Linked DNA regions of Mus musculus: region 1 is linked to region 2. A link is a contact called in ENCODE Hi-C or POLR2A ChIA-PET data. All regions are on one chromosome and are shown on one strand. The core of a region is the stretch at or near the end of the contact, and the rest is flanking DNA. Distances in the headings are between cores, read along the strand shown. Region 1 holds the start of Nfx1 (nuclear transcription factor, X-box binding 1). Region 2 holds the start of Smim27 (small integral membrane protein 27).

Region 1 (3,329 bases), core at 12-2,511, 700 kb before region 2:
ACCCTGGATGGTCTGCAACTATGTAAACCAGGCTGGACTCCAACTCGAAAGATCCTCCTGTTTCGCCCTCCCGAGGGCTGGGATTAAAGATGTGCGCTACCATGTCTGATAGCACTGAAACATTTGGTTTACTTTAAAAACAAAAAAACTTTTCTTTTAATCTTGTGTTCCTGTTTTAGCAAGGGTGCTTTGGGGGGACAGGGACGGGATATATGCCACGTGTTTGCTGATGCCCTCCGTGGCCAGAAGAGGGCGTCAGATCGCACAGCTTTCCAGGTGGTTGTGCAAGCGAACGTGACTGCTCTGTTGAGGAGCTACTGTTCTTAAACACTTGAACTAGCGCCCCAGCTTCTCGGTTCACATTTACATTTAGGTAAATGTGTACTAATACCCCATGCAAAACGTTCCTTTTTTTTTTTTTTTTTTTTTTTTTTTTTTTTGCTGTCCACAAAATTTGAAAGCCCGGATTGACCAATACACCTTGAAGAAAATGGAAATAGCTTATACGAACAGTCAAATGAGGCTGTCTCTACCACAGGGGTAGCTCCAGGAGGGAGAGTGAGCCAACAATCAGGGAGAGAACAGGGAGGGTCTGGGAATTAGCTTACTACTCCAGGCTGACAGATGAGGTAACTGAGACTGGATCACGTCACGCACCTCAATATGGGATTTCACACCCCCTCAGGACTGGGCCCGCTGGCTGGCTGGCCCGCGCGCGCGGAACCCGCCACTCCGAGAGGTAAAGAACACACCCCTAGCACAGCGCGCAAACTCGCTGGCCTCCAGGGCCCGCTACGGAGAGTCGCCTACGCCCGGCCGGCCGGCCGTCCGCCCGCCCGCCCGCCCGCCGGACTCTGCTCCGCGCGGCCTCGGGAAGGCCGGAAGGAGCCCCGCGGGGGGCGCCAGAGGCCCACGTCCGCTCCCTTGGCGCCGGGACCCGCCCGCTCTCCTCGGAAACCCAGGGGCCGAGCCTCCCCATCCCGTGGAAGATGGAGGAGGGTTCCGTACGTGCAGCGCGCGTGGCTTGGCCCTCGCGAGCCACTGTCCCCGCGCAGCACGCACCCCACTTGCCACCGCAATGGCCCGCACCCTTCGGACTAGACTGCTAGACCCTAGGGGTCCCGCGCGGGAAACGGGACAGTACCTGAGACCGGAGGCGCCTCCGCCATCCCGTGCCGCAGCACCTCAAGCGAGCCCCGCCACCGAGCGAAGGCTGTCACCTGGTCACGTGTCCCGGATTTCCGGCGCCGAGAGACTAGTCGCTCCTACGCGCCCGGGGACAGCCAAGGGGGTGGTGCTACCTGAGCACACAGTGAAATGGCGCATTTGGGACGTCAGACAAATGCGCCGGCCCGGGTGCAAGCGGGGTTTGCGGGGGGGACACGAGTGGCTGGAGGAGACCCACCCGGACCGCAGGATCTACTGCCCCCAACTTGCGTAATTGCTTTTCGAGAGCTGCTGGGTTCTCCAGCTGCTACGCCTTTTTGTCAAGTCCTGCCATCCGCCCGGCTTCAAATGACCTTCAGCTAAGAGGCGGCCTGGAGCGGCTCACGCAGGCGACGAGGGGGGGGGGGGCGCTGTAGTAATCAAAGGGCATTGTGGAGGAAAAGACTGCAAAACAATAAAAGGTTACCTGCCAAGGGTTAGGTAGCCCACGACTTCAGGACCTGGGAGGCTGGATCGGGGGTGGGATGGGAGTGGGATGTAGTGAGTTCCAGGTCCTGGGCTACCTATCCCTGTCTGTGTAAAACGAAACACAGTATCTAAAGGACTAATAGCAAATGAGCCACAAACCGGTAGGCAAGTAACAAATACAAATGAACACCAACTGAGGTAGACAGTTTGAAGTTACTGTGTTTTTTTTTTTTTTGGAGGGGGGGGGAGAGTGGGGAAAGGGTGTCCTGATGTAGCCCCTGTTGGTATTCAGGCATTCTGCTGGCCTGCCCCCAGGACCCTAGCAACCACTTAGACCTGCCTCCACCGTGTGTGATAGGTGTGTGCTGCGTCTAAAGAGACGCCCCCAAGCGTCCCCCCCCTCCCCCCCCCCGCCACCCAGCAGCTGTCTATTGTCAGCGTCCGGTCCCCTTCTCTCTGCCCCATGGCTTTGCTCCTGTCTGTCTGACTGGCTCCATGCCTACTTGTCTGCCTCTATTCCTTTCCTAGGCCCTCACTCCTCTTCTCCCAATAAACCACTTTTACTTCAGGTCTTGTTTGCATGACGTAATTTCTCAAGGTTGTACCTTGGCACGGGCCTTGCAGTAGGATCTTCTCTGTCTCAGCCTCTTTTATAGTAAAATATAATCTTCCAAGGTGAGGTGTGGTGACTTAGACTTTAATTCCAGCACTCTGGCAGCAGAGACAGTAGTTCTCTGTGAGTCTGAGGCTAGTCTGATCTACATAGTGAGTTCCAGGCTAGCCAGAGCAACAGTACAACACTGTCTCAAACATTCTCCACGATGTGACCATTTTGGTTACAGGGCTTCTGCACTTCTTTCTAATATCTACAGACTAAGAAGCCTTCGACTGGGTGGCTTAGCCTGCCCCTAACCGAGCACATTTAGGAATCCTTCAGGAATTATATTTGAAAATCGGCCTCAGAAAGGTGAGACACGAAACCGTTGTATTTGTACTACCTGCAGTAGTGAGATGATGATGATGAGAGAGACAAGAGGAGGGAGTGGAGGGGAGAGAACAGACGTTTGTGGGCAAGTTGCAGAGTCAATTGGCATCTTTGGAATTTAGTAGGCTACACACTACTTATTTTCAAATGACATCGTACTCCAGAACCTCGGAGCACAGCAAAGGCCAATGTATAATGTTTAACAAAGTCAAATGAAGATAGCAATTTATCATTAACGCCAAAGTTAACCAGCCTAAAAACCCAAATGATCATTATCTCTGACCAGAAGTTCCTGATGGAACAGAGCCCTGGCTTAGTTCTCAGCAGCAGACACCTCCATGGTCATCACACAACTTGGGAAAGTTGGTTCTCTCCTTTTACCTATGGGTCTGAGGGATCTGACTCAGGTCAACAGCCTAGCAGGAAGGGCTATTACCTGCTGACTCCTTGTCAGCCTTCTGGTTGAACATTACTTAATAGCCTTATGGATTTCTTCTTTTAGACTTCTCATTTTATATCTGTTGTCTATTCTTTTCTGTTGAGTTGCTGTGTTTTTCTTGCTATGGACTTTTAAAAAAAATATTTCTCTGTGTGTGTGTATGTTGAACATGATTGTCTGAGTGTATGTATGTACATGTGTGTCCAGGGGTTCTTGGAGGCCAAAAGAGGGCACTGGGTCCCCTGGAGCTTGAATTACAGGCAATTTGAT
Region 2 (3,249 bases), core at 704-3,203:
CAGCCCTTATTAAAATGAATAATAGAGCATAACTAGCTTTTTCATGCAGTGCCTGAACATGGACTAGCATAGAGTGACCATCTATGCACAGTATTTTTGAAACTTGGAGGTGGATGTTGAGACAATAGATTGAAGGAATAAAATACTAAATCTTGTAATCAGAAGGATGTCATTACCTTGATTGTGGAGATAGATAGTCTCACAAGTATATCCATGCTTCAGAACTACAGTCTACCGTCTAAATATGCACTTTAGTATGCCTTTTAATTTTTAAGTCCTCATGTAATAGTTTGATTAATCTTTTTTAGCTTCATTTACAAATCAGTACAAGTAAAAAATTAGCACCTAAATTGAAATGTTTTAGGTAAAATGCAAAATAATTTTAATGGCCTTTTTTGGGGATTCTTTTTGTTGTTTTTTTGTTTGTTTTAAGACAGGGTCGATCTATGTAGTCTTGTCTGCCCTGAAACTTGCTATGTAGACCAGCTAGCTTCAAACTAGAGATCTGCCTGCCTCTACCTCTAGAGCACTGGGATTAATTCACCATCAGACCTGGCTTAAATTTAACAAATGTAAAGAAAGTATCTTTATAGTCATTTATTGTGTTGAGCAAATGTTGGAATATTTACAATGAAATGTATATTTGGTGAAAAATCTCTATTAAACACTTCCTGTTTTCCCTAGGGTGATACAATTCTGGAGACTGGAGAAGTAATTCCACCAATGAGAGATTTTCCTGATCAACATCATTGAAGAGTCCTTAAAAACTTAACAGACTTGTGTAACAGCACAAGTATGTTCCTAAAGTGCTGTATTTACTGAATCTGTTTCCTGGAAAAGTAATTAATAAAGCTTATTCTCAGAGTGTTATCACTGTCCGTGTTACTGTCCAAAGGTTCTATGATTTGAGACTAACAGTAAAAAGACAAATACTAAACAGAGCTATTAGCTACTTTTTTCTGTCCATTTTGATAAACAGGATGCAAAACACATTTTAGTCACAGTGTTGTTTACATACTGATTTGACATGAGGATGTGAAGTGTTTGAGCACTAGAATGAAAAGCTATGACCTGATACAAAATAGAGCCGGGCGTGGGGGCGCACGCCTTTACTCCCAGCACTCGGGAGGCAGAGGCAGGCGGATTTCTGAGTTCAAGGTCAGCCTGGTCTACAAAGTGAGTTCCAGGACAGCCAGGGCTATACAGAGAAACCCTGTCTCGAAAAAAAAAAAAGGGGGGGGGGGGTGTTGTCCGATCATTTTGAAAAATTGGCATGTTAACGCTTATCACAAAAGGCCACACGCAAATTTGTATTGTGAATTTTACTTTGAGTCTACATAGGTGCCATCTGAAGAAAAGAAGTGTTTGCTAAGAATTACAAAAGTTCGTTCAGAAGAACTTGTCTGGAAACTCCTTCTGTAGTTGTCGTCGTGCAGCTACAGTCGATGCATAGATGACGAATCCCCAAGAGAGCAAGACGATTGCAAGGAGCAACTAAAAGGAGGGGAGGAAAAGCAAAAAGAAGAAATCAATGTGCCGGGTCCTTTCCCTGTGTAGCCCGAGCAAGCAGCTACAGGTGGAAAGGCATCACATGCCTCTAACACAGTGCAGCCCAGAGGCAAGCAGGCCTGCAACCCCTGACGTCAGAGGCGGAAAAGCGTGTCCTCCAGGAAGAGGCGGAGCCGAGGGCAGGGCGTGAACGCTCAATTTAGGAATGGGTTCTGGAGTTCCAAGCTGCGAGCCAACAGTCTACCTTCGGCTCGCGGGCCCTGCCATGGTGCGCTCTGGAGCTCCGCTCTGCTCGGTACCTACCAGGGAGTAAGTCCAGTCCAGGCTTCGGCGACTCATCGGCCTCATGGTAAGGGAGCAGCGGGGACGGGGTGGCAAGGGCCCTACAGCCTGCTCGCGGGCGCATTGCACCCCGATGCAGCAGCCATTTTTCAGCGGGACTCTGCGCGCTCCCGCGGGCTTCCGCCCGGAGTTGGAACACATCACGTGATCCGGGCCTAGCCCGCCTTTCAGGCAGCAGAGGGAATAAAAGAGAAAATGTGAAGATCGCGCCTTTTTTGCGCTCACATAGGAATTCCTTAACTGCTTTATCCTGCATTTGCAGTGCGGTATTAATACAAGATAGTGTGCCATCGTGTGCATATAAAAGTTTATTGGAAAATAGTCCACGGTGGAAGAATCAAAGTTGCCGTCCCACACCCACATCGGTTTCCACCAAATGCGGATAGACCTTCATATGTTTATGCTTGACTTAAACATCTTTTACGTAACAAAAACATCGTTGGGAACTGTTAGTTGAGCCGTTCACCAAGAACAAACAGAATATTATCGCTGATGGCTGGAAATCTTTTCAAATATGTTGTACAGGTAGCCCGCATGGTGGATCTGCCGGCCAACAAGTGTTGACGGGCAGTTTGTCGAATGCTTGGGACTGCAGCAAGTTTGAAATACTAAGTCCCGAGAAAGGCAGCTTGGCAGGCCAACTATCAGGATGCTGGTGGTGTGCAGAGTGGAAGCCTGGCCGGCAGAGGCTGGGCCGCTCGGCTTTGGGCGCAGATGTGTCAGATACATTTTTAGTGTAGATTTCCGAGAGTGGAAAGAGGGAAGCGGGCCGCAGGGAGTTATGGCGGGGTAAAAGAAATGCCTGATGGTCAACCCAGCTGAAATAGACGGAAGGACCAGGGTGCTCTGGGAGCTCAGTCCAGTTCCCGTGGCACCATAGAGAATCCTAACAACTTGTTGAAGTTTGTGAGGTTCCACTGATACTGAGGCAGCCTTTCTGCATATTTGGTTGTGATTGTGGAGTTTGTGCTGTGCCCCCCCGCGGTGGGGGCAGGGCAGGGTCCGGGGTCTGTGCCGTAACGTCCCGCCTCCTGCGTGCGGCAGCGGTTTGGCGCATGCGCCCAGAGCTCGGGGGAAGGGGGTGGAGGAGCGGTGTTTTGCTGCGCGGGCTCGGGGGGTTGGTCTCGCCTTCTCTCCGCCTCCAAACTGCCTGTGGGTGATGAACGTTCTACGTCATAGGGGTCGCAGCCGCCGCCACCGGGGTCTCCGCTGTCTCGCGAGGAGGGTGAAGCGCCCCCTCTGGTGCCTGCCGAGGAGGGGAGGCGCCGAAGCCGCCGGGTACGCCTTCGCGGATCCTGCCGCCACCGGCCGAGCTTACTGAGCCGGCGGGAGCTGGCTTCCAACGGCCCAGCGGTTCCTGCCACCGCGTCCTCGGAGGTGAGTCGGCCGGGAACAATG

The links. Hi-C counts contacts between places; a loop is a spot of excess contacts on that map. ChIA-PET counts read pairs that join two places held with the same protein, here RNA polymerase II (POLR2A).
Region 1: a loop to region 2 is called in a map of T-helper 2 cell, with 4 times the contacts of the local background. The contact joins the promoter of Nfx1 here to the promoter of Smim27 in region 2. A Hi-C loop is called at or near these places in 1 of 37 maps with a recorded cell type or tissue (T-helper 2 cell). POLR2A ChIA-PET finds 5 or more read pairs at or near these places in 1 of 5 experiments (embryonic stem cell).

Annotation. Positions count from the first base shown.
Region 1 is chr4:40,968,875-40,972,203 of GRCm38, reverse strand. Nfx1 (nuclear transcription factor, X-box binding 1) reads right to left here and starts at 1,261. Exons shown (of 24, transcript NM_023739.3): 1 at 1,145-1,261. The coding sequence starts at 1,169. It overlaps Gm52692 (a long non-coding RNA gene), which reads left to right and starts at 2,045. Exons shown (of 2, transcript XR_003955193.1): 1 at 2,045-2,602.
Region 2 is chr4:40,268,283-40,271,531 of GRCm38, reverse strand. It overlaps Smim27 (small integral membrane protein 27), which reads right to left and starts at 1,953. Exons shown (of 2, transcript NM_001349093.1): 1 at 1,813-1,953; 2 at 1,304-1,494. The coding sequence starts at 1,857. The coding sequence ends at 1,390. Topors (topoisomerase I binding, arginine/serine-rich) reads left to right here and starts at 1,691. Exons shown (of 3, transcript NM_134097.3): 1 at 1,691-1,858; 2 at 3,031-3,228. The coding sequence starts at 1,856. It overlaps Ndufb6 (NADH:ubiquinone oxidoreductase subunit B6), which reads left to right. Exons shown (of 4, transcript NM_001033305.3): 4 at 685-941. The coding sequence ends at 753.